Linked DNA regions of Homo sapiens: region 2 is linked to region 1. A link is a loop called in an ENCODE intact Hi-C map of the cell type or tissue named here. Cell type or tissue: HepG2. All regions are shown on one strand. Links, peaks and the distances in the headings refer to the core of each region. The heading gives the core; the rest is flanking DNA. Region 1 has its middle 52 kb from the start of LINC00564. Region 2 has its middle 270 kb from the start of LINC00564.

Region 1 (8,425 bases), core at 2,280-7,279:
CTAACAGAATGTGTTTTATTTGGGTAGTTTCGCAGAGTCAGATCGATGCAAGTCAAGCTTTGTCAATGTCACTGACCAAACTAGACATTTTACTATGTTAAGCATGTTAAGAATGAACACAAATTTTCCCGTACTCAGTATGCATATTAACTTTGAGTACTGTAGGAATTAAGAATTGCATTACTCAGGATTAAGGATACATTTGTGGTTACTGTGCAAAAGCTAAAACAGAAAAATCTCCTTCTCCTGTTATTTTCACTTTTTAAAATCCTTCCTCAAGCTGTGGTTTCCTCACATTTTATTTGTCTGTTCTTTTTCAAATGCAAGCCTTCTTACAAATCCCCTTCTACTCCAAAGCCATACCTTCATTTTTCACTTAAAATGTGCATCTGAAGAAACACCTTTAGCTAAATTTTCTTTTGTGTATATATTTGTTCAATTTGCAAACTTCAAGCCAAGAACCATTTTCTATTTTTTCTATTGTCTGTCTTAAATACCAAGTTTTTGTTGAAGTTTTGTTGAATTTTGCAGCACAAATTACATTCAGTAAGCCAAATATGCAGAACATTGCTTAAACATTGAGATCTGTGATATACAGCGTAATTTAAGCAATTTAGTGAAAGCTCTAAAATGATTTTGCCTACTTAAAGCATTTCCCTTTATTCTGTATAATCTTTAAAAATCATAATTCATAACAGTGTCGAATTCTATTTATTTCTTAGCTTAAATGACCTAATCTACCTTCAGGAATATCTACGTCTGTCAGGGGTACCTGGAAAACCCAATACTTCAGATGTCAGCCATTATAATATTGCAACAAATTAAACCAGTAGATGGCAGTATCACTCAGCAAAATTTAAAGTTGATTTTTTTAGGCCTTTGTACAATAATCATAGTATCCTAAAACTTCCCCAATAGTATGAGCTGACAAAGGCCTTACTTAACCATAATCAATCTTTATTCTCTGATAGATTAAAATGGTTAAATATACTTGATTGTATCAAACTCAAGATAAAACTTTTTTTTTTTTAATAGGTTGAACATTTGTACCTTTGGCTTATTGCTATGTTTGGTGTTCATTTTATAAATATATAATTCTAGAGACACTTTACACATTTTTTAAACATTGAATTTCATAATTTAAATTACATTTCTGAAAATAGTGTTCTCGATTTAGAAAAAGTGTAGTTTAGCTATTTTATATGATTATAAGTGCTGCATACTGCTATATTAAACCCTCAGAAGCATGAGGGCTCTGATAGACTTTGCCTATATTATTGAAGTAAGTTACTAGGCTTTTTTTTTTTTTCTTTCTAGCTAACTTGTTTGCTCAGATAACTAACAATATACCTAGTCTTGTGGATCTCCTTGTCTTTACTGGCACTGCAATGCAGTTCATACTCTCATTTATCTTACTGGGCTAAGTAGCAGATGATGATTCATATAATTTCAAGAGATGAAATGCTAAAAGTAGAATAGGCTATTTTACATTGCAGATAATCATAAGTCTACATTATTAGGTTTTGTCTATTAAAATTACTTTAATTCTTACAATATATTTTAGAATATTGAATAGAAAAAATAAAGTTTCTATTAACATGTTTGGAATTTAATGTAGAAGAGCTCATATGAAGTAAATTAGAATTTGGAGTGGTTGATGTTATTTCACTTGTTCTGTTTCTCCAGTATTCTTAAGACAACTGACTGCGTAGTAACAAACTATTAGACTATTTCTTACATTTAATATCTTGGCTTTTTTAACGAAGGGCAAACAATTACAGCATTTATATGAAAATATACCTTTAGCTAGAAGCAATGTTTGTACCATATATTTAGAAGTAAAGATGTGACTATGAAACATAGTGAATTGCATAGGTCTAATGAGTCTGGTGAGTCAGTTGTTTAATGAAAATGAATCGAATTGAGTAAAGCTCCAAGTGTATCCACTGGAGTAAATGAATGTTCTAAATTCTGTAGAAAGCAACTGGAGTGTGTCACACAAGCATCCAAAGAAAACAGGTGGTGATTTCAGATTTCCCAGGTGAGGATTACAATCAAGTTGCAATTGTGGATCTCTCCTGTGTAAGAGCAAATACGGATTGTTCTTTAAAGTCATGCTCTGCTGGTGTTCTGTTTGCTGCAGACACTGCCTTTTCAAGCGATGTCTCGTTTACAGGCAGGTAAATTCATCCTTTTGCCAAGGACATTCGTAATTGTCAGAGCCTTTGCTGTTTTCTTTGACTGGGGTGAATCAGCTGTTTAACTAAACAGTGACTATACATGCTCACGCATTTCTTCTTTCTTCCCCAGCTGTACCTTTCTTTCATGTTTTATGAAATGCCCCCTGCTAATCAAAGCCAAACAGTGCATAATGGACTTTCGTGAAAGCTGAAATGTATTTATTTCAAGTGTGGAGCATTTGAGCAAGCTGTGATTTAATCTTTGCTATCTGTTTTTCCTTGTCAAGTGATTGGCAGGAGGAGGCAAGCACAATCCATTTTTCTGATTAATACACTGCCATGCACTTTGATTTCCTCCACATGAAGGTTACAAAGACTGCTGGTGCCATCAAGGAAAAGATGAGTTCTCATATAGGAAAATGTCAAATGCATCCTGTTTTGTGAAGATAGCTGAGGCCGTGAGGTTCAATGTAAGAATCAGGGCTTTGGAGTCAGAGAGGCCTGGGAATAGATTCAGCTCACCAACTTCTTTTTTTTTTTTTTTTTTTTTTTTTTTTTTGAGACAGAGTCTCGCTCTGTTGCCCAGGCTGGAGTGCAGTGGCGGGATCTCGGCTCACTGCAAGCTCCGCCTCCCGGGTTCACGCCATTCTCCTGCCTCAGCCTCCCAAGTAGCTGGGACTACAGGCGCCCGCCACTACGCCCGGCTAATTTTTTTGTATTTTTAGTAGAGACGGGGTTTCACCGTTTTAGCCGGGATGGTCTCGATCTCCTGACCTCGTGATCCGCCCGCCTCGGCCTCCCAAAGTGCTGGGATTACAGGCGTGAGCCACCGCGCCCGGCCTCAGCTCACCAACTTCTTTGCCTTAAACAGGTGCTTTACTACCTGGCATTACTCCATGGGCCACCCAACCCATCCTACCGGTATCATTTACCCACCTAAATCCTACCAGAATAACATTTTTGAGTCAGTACCAGTCTACAGATAAGTCTTACAGTCATGTTTGGCAGCATTTTCTGTTTCTCCTGGCAGTAAGGTGATACGTGTCTTTCAATGAATAGGATTGGTTTTCAATTCAATGAAATATTATAATCCTTATGAATTTCCATTTCATCACAGGAAAACAAATTTAGCAGTTCTTACTTCCAGCAGTTGTGTTAAGCATTGACTCTGGTGCATATATAAAGTAACTGGCAGATAATAGAAGTTCATTTATCATTAATCACACTCTTCCATCATTTTTCTAGTGTAATTACTGCAAAGGTTGTGAATAACAAATTGTTATAAGAAGGAACTTTTCTGTATTTTCACAAATGGAAATGAGCTATTTCATGGAATTAATGTGAGCTAATATTCAAAAATTTCCTTTCTTCTCTTAAATTACTCTTTAAGAGAAGGTAAGGGGACATTTAAAGGAAGGATATTTCTTTAATTTGTCAGTTTATTTTCCCTATGTACGTAAAGTTATTGATTATAGTATTTCCAGAGCTCATAAGTCAATCAGACGATTATCATTTAATACATTATTGATAATATATTATAAAATAATATTAAGCAGTTACTATATTTCCTAAAGGCACATGACCACTAGTTGTGTCTTAAGCAATTAACAAAATAGATTCTATTCATTATCGTAATATTGAATTGTTATTGACTCCCATGGTCAAGCAATTTAACATTATATACTCACTGTAACAGACTTAAAATGAGAATAAGGGCTTATTTAATTTGGGACTTAATGACTAAAAGGTAACCTGAATTTGAAAATATTTCACATTGCCAGTGTCTTCACATTATGAAGGTCTATGGGTTGAATAGGGTGTTGAGGTATAAACATTTCTTTGAAGTTGAGGTAAGGCAGATTGAATTATACACTTGTTGGAGTACTTGCAACGTGAACTTCTAAAGTTCATTTCAACTCCTGCTTATGTCTCACTTAAGCCCATATCTCCAAAACAATTAACCTCTTGAATGCAGAGAGCATGTCAGGGTGATTTTGGTTTATACGTGGATAAAGTAAGCACCTCTGTGATAAATGATTTATCTACTTTCTTAATTTTAAATAGAAGCAACCCTTTATGTAATTCTAAATAAATTTGCAAATTCAAGAAATCTGTTTTTAATATACTGGGATTAGGTTCTTCTAATATTTTTAATATTGGTGATAGTGATCCAACTAACAATTACTTCTTGGTAAAACATATATGGTTAGTAACAATACTATTTTTTTCTCAACTATTGTGTCTGCTAAACATTTTTTAAGTGTTTGGAATCCTAAGTACAAATTCATTTTGATATTAGACTATTTTTTTCTGTAGAACTGGGGATAAAACAGGAAGAGAAAGTATATGCTTGGTAACAATAGTTGTCTTTAAATGATAGGATTTTAGAGTAGCTCTTTGAAAAAAAATGCCTCAAAATAGCGCATCTTAGTTTGAAAGCTTAATCCTAAATAAATGAATTACATAAGATGGCTACATAACTGGAAAAAAGAGGGTGAAAAAAGAGGGGAAGTAAACAATTTCCTCCAAAACAAGCATTTAAATTAGGAAGAGATTACAAACAAAAACCCTAATCTAATTTGTATTAATTACATAATTTACAGTTTTCTTTTTTCTATATCTTCTCCTCCATTTCTGCTTTTTCTCTTTCTTTCTTTCTCTCCCTTATTGCATTAGCTCTTTGTTTAGATTTGGAAATTTGCTGATTCTTTATGAATATAATTTGTTCTTTTAATTCATGGGTGGCAGGTGGAACCCTTCAAAATAACCATTCAATTGAGTCAAAACAGGTATTTAAGGGGGTTTAAATTGCTAGACAAATGTAGGATATTAACTGCCTTATAATTCTGAACAGTTTAATTTATCTGACAGCATAAATGTTTGAAATGTTAATGTGCTTGACTTTCTTTTCTCTTTTTTTTAAATCCCTTTCTTTTCTCTATTGCTTAGTTTCTTTGATTTTTGTTGTTTTATTTTGCATTCATTAGTTCAAGAGGTTAGAGAAAAACAGAAGTCATCTCAACACTGGCCTGTTCAGATGCAAAATTAACCCCTCAGCCACCTTACACACACACACACACACACACACACACACACGCACACTCTCACGTCCATGTATATGTACATATACAGACATAGAACTTATCTCTATGGCATATGCGCACCTTAGAAAAGTAAAAATCTCACGTGAAGAGTCTAATGTTCCTTATTTCTATTTTTGTAGTAGAAAAGAATCAGTGGAAGTAAAGAAAAATAAGTACATTTTGTTCACAAGTCTGGTACTCATGGTGATTGACAAGATTTCAAATAAAGGGTACTGCATCTCAGATTGACTGCTACCCCTACAATGTTAGAAAATGATAAGGAAATGGCCACATCCCAATAGATAAGCCAATGTATAGAGAATGCATAACTCTCAGAAGTAACTGACAGTAACATAAATCTGAAAAAGATTCCAAAAGTACTGGATCTGAAATAGTACAAACAATGCTTGAAGTTGGTTAAGGAGTTACCAGTTACTTGTGAGAAGGAAGTTTGCTAATGCACACAGCTTGATTTAGTGATTTCATTCTGTGATATATATACCACAGAAAAATTCTTGTCCAATGTACAAAATTGTTCCAAGTAAAATAGTAGATAATAAAATTAACCTGGAAAATGTTGCTTAAAAAATAATGAATAAATAAGTTGTGGACTATCACCAGAATGTAACATTAGGTAGCAATCAAAATAAATGAACATAGATGCATAACTTAAATTAACAAGTATAATATTTAGCTAAAGATTATATAATAGAAGAATATAGCATTTAACTTTTAATATACATTTCAAAAACTAGCAAAATGAAAAATATATTGTAAAATATGTTGATTATATATTTATATGTACATATATGTGGGGTTTGTATGTATACATAGATAATATGTGTAGTAAAAATGAAAATAAAAGCAAAGAAAATGACAGCAATTTTTTTTTTTTTGAGACAGAGTCTCGCTCTGTTGCCCAGACTAGAGTGCAGTGGTGCAATCTCGGCTCACTGAAACCTCCACCTCCCGAGTTCGAGCAATTCTCCTGCCTCAGCCTCCCTAGTAGCCAAGATTACAGGCATGTGCCACCACACCCGGCTAATTTCTTTTTTTATTTTTAGTAGAGACAGGGTTTCACCATGTTGGCTAGGCTGCTCTTGAACTCCTGACTTCAGGTGATCCGCCCGCCTTGGCCTCCCAAAGTGCTGGGATTACAGGCATGAACCACCACGCCCAGCCAACAGCAAAAATTTTAAGACCTCTAGAGAGCAAAGCAAGGAACACCAGTGGGTTTCAAAGGTAAGTAAAATTCTCAAATTATCAATGTCGTTACTGAAAGTTGGAATTTGTGTTAGTAATTATTTTAGCTATCATATATATTACATATATTTTCGCATGCATGAAATGTAAGAAATATTTTAAAATAGAAATAAAAAAATAAGTAATATAAACCCCTTTAAAAATAAATATTATTGGGAGTAGTCATTTGCCCTTTATGGAAATAAAAATTGGAGTAACCTCTTCAAAACAAATTTGTCAGTATGTATATAAGAAATTCAAAATGTGTCTACCATTTGCCCCAGCATACCACTTCCAGAAATTTCTCCTAAAAATATACTTACGGGTGTGTGCAAGGTCGCAGTTATAAGGATGCTTTATCCCCTGTACTGTGATTTATGATAGCAGAAATTATGGCTAAAGCCAACGTTTGACAATTAGGGAACAATCATATAAATAAGGGTATGTCCACATAATAAATTTTGCCATAATTATTATAAATAAATAAAATAATGCTGCATGTCACTATTGTACATTTCAATGTCCACATTCTTTCCAAAGTTTTCACAGCATATTTAGTGCTCAAAGATGTTCCTTTACATTTTTGTAACTTCTTTGAAACACTTTTTTCAATTATAAAAGCTTTTATTATTTTTGCCAGGTTAATTTTAAATTTTGCTTTGTTTTAACTGACAAAATGTTGTATATATTTATTGCATAAAAATATAGTTTTAAAATATGTATACATTTTGCAATGGCCAAATTGAGCTAATTAACATATACATTACTTCACATAATTATTGATTGTGGTGAGAATACTTAAAATCTACTCTCTTAGCAATTTTCAAGAGTATAATACATGTTATTAATTATAGTCATTATAGTTATTTATACAATAGATCACTTGATCTTATTCTTCTTCACTAATGGAAATTGTGTATTATTTGACCATCTCCCCCAAAAGACAGGTACAAGTATTCCTTGTTTGTACTTAACTACTTATATATTTTTTCTATACCAGGGGCATATATAATGCCAATTATATGTCTTCTATTTGTTTCAATTTATCATTTAAAGTCTGTATATACATTTAAAACTTCTATTTAAAACACATTGCTTCAAATACAATTGCTTATTTTTATCACATATAGTAGGAATTACAAATAATGTATCATAAATGTTTCTAAGTGACTGAAAGGCACTGATGAGCTTTGGCATGTGAGCATCCTAAAAAATAATGCAATGCAATATCTCTTTACACCTTTGTAATAGGCATGCCTGAGAAAGCTGGATAATGCAGAGAGCTGGTTGTATGCAAGACAGGAAATCACTCCCACACTTCAGGTGGGCGGGTGAACTAGTGTAGTCCATTTGTAGATCAATTTGGAAAAGTCTAGTCAAATAAATATATGACCCAAACCTTCAATTCCTGGAAGTAGGAGCCAAAGGAATGTCTACATATAGAAGATTGTATTTTACATAGTATTAGGGAGTTGGAAGTGATCTGTGTTCATGGTTGGGTAGGGCATAGCAAAATGTGGTAAGAGCACAACATGATGCACTTGGCTATAGGTAGAATCAGTAAACTACATAAAGACATAGACATGTACTAAGTATGCAAACAAAAAGTAGATTAATCTTAGAATTTTAGAGCAGAGTAAAAAGAGTTGAATAAAAAACAAAAAATGTACACTTCCGCTTTCCTTCTAACTCACGTCCCAGATTAAGCTATTTTAACAATGAGACCCAAACGTTTGTTTGATATGCCCAAGGTTACCATAGTTATTATATTCTTTATTGGTCTATTTTTATACAATCTGCATGCTAACTAAGCATGGTTTTTAACTTTGTAAATGGTTGTTAAAGGAATGAAAGAAGCAGGAGGAGTAGAAAGGGGAGGATAGGAAGAAGGAAAAGAGGAAGTAGAGAAGAAAGGGAGAA
Region 2 (8,425 bases), core at 2,211-7,210, 320 kb after region 1:
CTTAAATGCCTCTCTGCATTAAGCTCTTCTATACCTTGAGGCTGGTTTTCCCATAAAATATAGGTTTCTTCAGATTGTATGTATCCAAAAAGTAATGATTAGAATATCAGTAAATTTGGCTTTATCTAAGTGAAAATAAAAACAGAAAAATGTGATATAAAAGAAAGTATTTTTCTTCTTTTAGTTTCTCTTTCCTTAATAATAGCTGTATTAGGACATTTCAAAAAAGACATACATTAACTCCTGTAAAAGAAAAAGAAAAAACAGTTAATGAGACTAAATTGAGCTCTGTAGAGAACCTGGTTTTTATCCATGGGCACTGAAAAGGAAAATAGATGAAAGCACCAATGAGGAGATAGAAGGAAAGAAAACGTTGCTTGGGGATCATCTGTGAATTTACATTGGTAGAACCCAGCACTTACATTCCTGAAACCTCAAATTTTAGGTGAGCTTATCTAAACTTTCTCTTCATTTGACCCACCCCTGTCTTTAGTTCCTAACAGCTGTTCAGGATATTCAGCTTCTTCAATACTATTCCTAATATTCTCAGGATGGCAGGTAAGGGAATTAAGAAAAGGTCAGAGCTGCAATCAAGGTGGAATTTCTGGAACAAGAATCAAATTTATCACTAGGATTAGAAGCATGAATTTCAAGGTAAATTGGCTCAGACATTTATGCGTCAAAGAGCCTCTTGGGTGTATCTATCCTGACCAGAAATCCTAGCCCACCAGTCTCCAATTTGGTAGCTTCTGGCAATGTGAGGCTATTTAAATCTATGCTTACATTAAATAAAATTTAATAAAATTATAAATTGAGTTTCTCAGTTGCCCTAGTTACATTTTAACTGGGGTTGGTAACCAACATATTGAAGAGTGCAGATTATAGAACATTTCCATCATTGTAGAAAATTTTACTGGACAGTGTAACTCCAGCCCCATGATTTAAAAGTAGAAATAACAAAGTGGGTTATAGGAATGGTAAAGCATGTTACCTTTCAGGTTTTCAAATGATAACTCAGAATGGGTTTCTTCTCCTAAGGTACTCCTAATGAAAGAGTACATCATAATTATGTAAAGCTCCAGCATGGGGCTAGACTACATAGGAACAGTCTTGACTTTCACTGCTTACTGACAGACGGTGTTTTGGCAAAGTTAACTTATTTTGCTGTATCTCAGTTTTCTCACTGAAAAGATTGAAATACTAATAGCAGCCACAGTATAGGGCTGTTTAAGTTCTTTTGAAAAATACTGGATTGAGCTATGATTGATATGTAAATAGCTGTACATATTTAATACATACAATAGGATGAGTTTGGAGATAAGTATATACTTGTGAAACTATTGCCACCATCTATGCAATAACCCTATCCATCACTTCCAAAAGTTTTCTCCTGCCTTGGGTATTTATGCACTTATTTATTTACATCATATATATGTGATAAAAACACTTAACATATGATATATCTCTTAGCAATATTTTAAGTACAGAGTACACTATTATGAACTTCAGGTACTATGATTTACGGTATATCTCCTCTAGGACTTGCTCATCTGGCATAGCTGAAACTTAGTATCCTTTGACTGATAACTTGCTATTTTCCCCTCACTGCAGTCCCTTGTAACCATTCTGTTCTCTACATTTATGAATCTATTTTAGATTTTCACATAAGTGGTACCGTGTAGTATTTGTTTTTCTGTATCTGGCTTATTTACTTAGCATAATGTCATCCAGGTTCATCCATGTTGTCATAAATAACAAGATTTCTGTTTCTAAAGTCTGAATAATAACCCATTCAATATACATACCACATTTTCTTTATCTATTTATCTGTTGAGGAACATTTAGGTTGCTTCCATGTCTTGGCTACTGTGAAGAGTACAGCAATGAACATGGGAGGGGAGATATCTCTTCAACATAGTTATTTCATTTCCTTTGAATATATACCCAGTAGTGAGACTGTTGGATCAGGTGGTAGTTCTATTTTTAATTTTTTTGTGGAACCTCTATACTGTTCTCCACAGTGGCTGTACTAATTTATATTTTCCCTAATAATGTGTAAGGTTCTCTTTCCTCCACATTCTCACCAATACTTATCTTTCTTTCTTATTTTAAACAATAGCTATCCTAACAAATTTGAGGTGATATCTATCTATCTCATTTAATTTGCATTTTTCTGAATATTAGTCATGTTGAGAACATTTTCATATACCTGTGTTGGCCCTTTGTATGTCTTCTCTGGAAAAAAAAGTTTATTCATGTCCTTTGCTCTTTTTTTCTTTTTGAGACGGAGTCTCTCTGTGTCGCCTAGGCTGGAGTGTAGGGGCGCGATCTCGGCTCACTGCAAGCTCCATCTCCCGGGTTCACACCATTCTCCTGCCTCAGCCTCCCAAATAGCTGGGACTACAGGCGCCCGCCACCACGCCCGGATAATTTTTATTTTATTTTATTTTATGTATGTATTTATTTATTTATTTGGTAGAGACTGGGTTTCACCATGTTAGCCAGGATGGTCTCGATCTCCTGACCTTGTGATCTGCCTGCGTTGGCCTCCCAAAGTGCTGGATTACAGGCGTGAGCCACTGCGCCTGGCCCTTTGCTCATTTTAAATCAGGTTATTTATTTATTTAGTTGTTGTTTCTGTTTTTGCTATTGAATGGTAGGAGTGCCTTAAATATTTTGACTATAAACCCTGTATTAAATATACAGCAAGCAAATATTTTCTCCCATTTGTAGGTTGCCTTTTCATTTTGTTGATTGCTTCCTTTGCTGGGCAGAAGTTTCAGCTTGATATTATCCCACTTGTGTACTTTTGCTTTTGTTGTCTGTGCTTTTGGTGTTATATTCAAGAAATCATTGTCAAAGAAAACGTCAAGAAACTTTCTATGTTTTTTGTAGAATTTATTTTAGTTTCAGGTCTTATATTTAAGTCTTTAATTCATTTTGAGTTGGTTTTTGTGTATAGTGTATCATGAAGGTCCACTATCATTATTTTGGATGTGAATATTCTGTTTTCCCAACACTGTTTTCTCCAAATATTCAAGAGACTATCTTTTCCCCATTGTGTTGGTGGCACCCTTGACATGGATCAGTAGGCCACATAAGCATAGGCTTATTTCTGGGCATCCTATTGTATTTCATTGGCTTATATGACTATTTAAACTTTAAAAATGTATAATACTACTTGCAATGTAGCAATCATTCCAAAAAACTGTTCACTATAATTATTTTCATTATTCTATAGCTACCACATATGTTAAATGAGAATAATGACAATAGTTCCCGTTGATCAAGCCAAGGGCTTTTCTAGTACAAACTATCTACCTAAACCCTGAATATAGCATTCTTACTAAGGAAAAAAAGAAAAACAACAAGAGTAAATTTTACCAAATAGATTTAGGGAACAGTGTGCATATCATGCATGTGCTCCTATGTAGAAACTTTAAAGATTATAATAGATTTGAAAAGTATATCTTATAATTGCTATGCTCAATTTTATTTATATATTTATATGTGAAAAATAGTCAAGAAATTTATTTCAAGGACTTGCTATAAACATTAATGCTCTTAGTCTTTGTAGTATTTCAGACGGCTATTGACAGTAGCCGAACTGAAGCAATAACTTACTCTCATGTCTCTTAGCTGTTCATTAGTTTGATATATTTCCTTCAAACACCATTAATGCCAAGCTGCTGATCGATTACAGCAGATAGCTTGGCATCATTATTAGATGGCTCTAATTATTTTGGGTAGATATTAAGAATTTTATTTTCAGAAAGCAAATGCTAGAAAGAATGTAATCTCTAAATTGTATTTTGAGCACTAAATATAATTATATCTATATTGATGTCATTTCTCAGTACTTAAAGTAATAACTGGAAAGTCATTTTTATATACATACATTTCTAAAATGTATCCTGCAAATTATCCTTAAAGAAAGAAAATAAGGTATCTGTTAAATGTATTTTATTCTTCATTGTTATAAAGAATAATAAAACTGATTTAACTGTGTTCAAAATAAGATTCATAACTCTGGTTAATGATCAAAAAGGACCAAAAGAATATAGTAAAAAAAAAGAAGTATGATTTATCAATTTTGATATAAAATTTTTGTTTTCTACACATCCATGTAGTTCTCTCCATAGCAACATTATTAACAAAGAAAAGTCATCTTTTTATTTCCTTTTGGTTCCTGAGAGGGAAACACAATGCCTGAGCATTAGTGTTTCTATATGGAATGGTTAATGAATGGTGAGGACACACTGTGGTCAGGTCAAAGCTCTTGTTTACTCATTCTAAAAGCTACATATGTATCATGGGGTTACATCATTTTCTAGAGTGCGGTATGCCAGTAAATGCAATTTAGCATATTGTCTTCGATTAACGCTTCCCATCTGTTATGTATGTGGCAAGTGAGTGAACAGTTGGGGGAAAATAAAGAAACATTGCTGCAGTATTAGTATGAATACTACCCTTATTAATGGTAAAGCAATTTTAAAAAATACCGCTTACACATTATTAACTCTAAAAATGTTTCTGCACAGTAGTTTTTAATATGCCAGTGAGGTTATTCATATGGTTTAATTCCCCAGGATAGTGTAAAAAATATATCTGTATCCTTAGGGCAGGAAAAATATTAGAAAGATCCTCAGAAGGTTCATTTTCTAGTGTTCCAGAGGCTACAGTGGGAGCCATTATCTCTTTAAAACAGAGTGATGACCAATAAATTGTACTATGTTACTTTTGCATGCGTTAGGCTCACTTTACAGATGTAAAAATGAAACAAACAAAAATTAGTAATTGGCTCAATTTCTGACAGCTCATGGATGTTGAAACTATTCTTAACCACTACAATATAGTGACTTTTTAGGAAAAATGGATATTTGAGGGAAAACAAGGAGAATATAAACCCCATATTAAGCTGCATAATTTATACCAAAAAAAAAGAAAAGAAGAAAAGGAGAAACCTTTAAGAAAAAGAAAATTTAAAAGAGTAGCTAGCAAAAAGTTACAACTCTGACAAAAAAAATTTTTTAAATATTCTAAATGGGATTTTTCAACTTAACAATTAAAAGACATTGTAAAAATTTCAGACAGAACAGAAAATATGCTCCCAGTTGGGAAACAGGTTCAGAATGAGGAGAGAGACAAAGGGTCTGAAATCATCATGCCCAGTTGAATTTTTCTAAACTCTCAGGAGAAAAATGATTGAAATGCTGATATGCATCCCTCCACAATGAAGGAATCATCATGAGTGGGAAAAGAGTCTTTTTCCTGTAAAAATGCTATTTTGCTACTTAGCCTTCAATTCTTTGCCTAGTAAACCAGTTGACTAAACTAAATACTTCCTTCTTTTACAGTTTGAAATTTCTGTGTCTTGGAGATCTTCCTCTACTACCTTATATGGTGGGGAAAAGAGTGAGTATACGTTTCTCATCCTGACGTATCCTGATGAATTTTGAAACCTAGATTGATTTTTTGTGCCACTTATATATACCACCACCTACTGTTGATATGTTGTGTGTGAACGGATTGTAAATTTATTTGTGCATTGAAACACATTCTACATTTTCTTTCTGTGTCCCACACAAATATCCCCTAAAGAGATCATTGCACTTGTCATGATCGGTATCGAAGCAGTCATAAGGCTCATACAAACAGGTAAGGTAGACTGAAATAGGAATGAAGTCTGAGTTTTATACAGTGATAGAAATGCAAGCTAAGCTTTGAATCTGGAGATCGAGAAACAAAGATATGGTTACAAAATTTTTTTAAAAATTAATATACATAGATCAATATTAGTTAAAAGTAAAAGTGTGGAGACTATAGGGACTTATGTTTAGATCATTTTGAGGTAAACTATGAAATTATGAATGTGCACTGGGGAGAGATGTGGTAAGCCATCAGTAAGATTCTAATTTAGTAAAATATAGAATAATCAGGCATCTAAGGCCAGTAAGAGATATTAGAAACTCTCCCTCTAAGACTGATGTTCAATCACTTTAAAATCTACCCATCATAGCTTTAGAGCAGTCTAAAAACAGATACAGCAATACAAATGACTTTCTGCTGAGACCAAGACCTATTATAGTAGAGATAATGGCATAGAACTTAATTAAAGTAATAATTGGACTAGGGTGAGGTGAAGCTAGTTATGATACAAATCGTTAAGCATCATTTTCCTTATAACCAACCCAAACCGTAGGGCATATTGAATAATATTCATATTTATATATGTTGAAATTTTAGAAATGGAAATTCTTAAAAGTACTACCAGGTCTTTTCATTTACTAAGAAATAAGGGTTTGTCAGATAGGTTTGCACTGTGGAGAACCACAGATCATTGTAATATCAAACATTTTTCCACTAGTTAAGAACCAATTTTTACATCTTTGAGGGCTCTAACACCCCTATTGAGAATGTATGCATTAAATTTTATCTATATTTTAATGAATCTTGATGTTAGGTCTTCAGAAAGAACCACTTGGGTGAACTCTAACTCATCATCACCAACTACCTAAATGACACCTTCAGTTGATATTTATTAAATATCACAATCTGAAAATGTTCTAAATAAAAAGTTCTAACATACATTTTTACTCTTCTAAAGACTCCTCTCTCTCTCTTCTGAAATCTTACCCCTTCTCAATAAATGCAAGGTTATTTTTACCTTTGTTCAGACCCAAAGCTTACAAAGCATCTTTGATTCCTCTCTATCATTATTCCATTAATATATCTGGTTGGATCTAATGTCAAATTTTATCAGGAATCTGATCACTTCTTTTTTCTACCACTAATTCACTTGTACAACCCACTACTGTCTCTCAGCTGGATTACTGTAGGACTGCTCTAATTTTTGTTTCTTTTCTCTCTTGCCATCTATCTACCCACCCAATTCTATTTTCCATATTGTAGTTAAAGTGTTCTTTTTAAATAGAAGTAAAATAGCAACTCTAAACCTTCCAACAGCAACTCATCTCATTCATAATAGAAGTGCATAAAATAGCCTGTGGGAACTAACATGAACTCACTAGAGTTCAGTTTCTGATCTCAACTCTGACCACTCATCCTATCACTCTGGTTCAACCACACTATCTTTTTTGATGGTCTTCAAACAAAAACATTTCTTCTTTTAAGATCAACTAAAAATACTCCTGCTTTTGCCTAGATTTCCTCATATCTTATAGCACTCCCCAAATTCATTGTTTTCCACTGAAAATAAAAATATTTTAGAAATTCTTCACTGACTACTGTATTTAAATTATCATTTCAAGCACCCTAAAACTGTCCCTTCTCTTACCTTGCTTTTACTTTTTCTCAGTAATCCTTACCACCTTTTGAATATGTTCCATTTACCTGCTTATTTGCTAAAAGAATATGTCCTCTTTCTTGAATTCGACTCTCAGAAGGTCATATCATTATGATATTATTTTGTTCACTGTTGTATTCCTAGAAGGATGCAGCAAACCTGAAAAACAGAATCCTTAAAAACATGTTGGATTGATTACATGAATGGAAAAAAAACATATAATGCATAGATACGAAAAACATATATAAATAGAAAGAAAAACAGATGAAAAGAGACAGAGAGGGAGATGAGGAGAAAGGGGTAGAGAAAGAGAGACAGAGAGAAATCAAGATAGTTTTCTTCCTCAAAGGTAAAGGTGTATAGTGTGTGCGTATGCATGTGTGTGTGCGTCTGTGTGTGTGTATAATAATGTGTGTATTATAATGACTTTTGGAAATTTAAAATATAAAGCCTAGGAGACCCAAAAATGGACTGTGAGGAATGAATCTTACTCTATTAAAAAGGTTAGAAGTGGGAGAAAAATAGGAGTTGATCTAAGTTGGAAAATAGTGTTTTGACTAAAAAAGAAATTAAAGCTAAGAAAAAAGGAACTGTACACAAGCACTGCATTTTAGTTGGTAAATTTGCTTCTCAAGGGGTGCATACTAAACATTCTAAAATTGCTTTATATGTATACTGAGAATGAATCAGCAAATGGATGCTGGATGGTGGAAGCCATGTTTCCCGTATTTGGAAAGGGATAACCAAAAACAGTAACTCAAAAGGCAAGGCTAGATAGAATCACATAGAAGTAGATTATAGCCAGAGATATCAGTATGAAATCATTCTTAGTTGAACACAGATGTGTAAATACAGAACCATTGATTGGTATCTGTGGATACATGTGTTCATATACAGAATATATTACCCAGCTCTCTCAGCTGAGATGTCCTATAAATTCACACAGTGCCAAGATTTTTGTTTCTAATATCATTGTTCAATAAAAGAAACTCCAGAATTCCTTGGAGAAATGGCTGATTATGAAGTTGAGATAAGGACATTTCGAGATGATCATAGAGCATCCTGTAGAACCCCAATTACAGAAGCATAATATTAAAACAAAAAAAAAGAAAAAAATGG

What was found. Hi-C counts contacts between places; a loop is a spot of excess contacts. Peaks named below come from ENCODE experiments on the same cell type or tissue, not always from the same donor. Only the 100,000 strongest peaks of a DNase experiment are listed, where the experiment ranks them.
Region 2: a loop joins it to region 1, with 2.5 times the contacts of the local background. A loop is called at or near these places in 15 of 110 quality-filtered maps.

Annotation. Positions count from the first base shown.
Region 1 is chr13:81,170,409-81,178,833 of GRCh38, forward strand. No RefSeq gene overlaps it. Among named protein-coding and RNA genes, the nearest start is that of LINC00564, 52 kb to the right of the region's middle. In HepG2, for the core only: no CTCF peak of the experiment used is centred there; no DNase peak of the experiment used is centred there.
Region 2 is chr13:81,489,019-81,497,443 of GRCh38, forward strand. No RefSeq gene overlaps it. Among named protein-coding and RNA genes, the nearest start is that of LINC00564, 270 kb to the left of the region's middle. In HepG2, for the core only: no CTCF peak of the experiment used is centred there; a DNase peak (open chromatin) is centred at 4,293.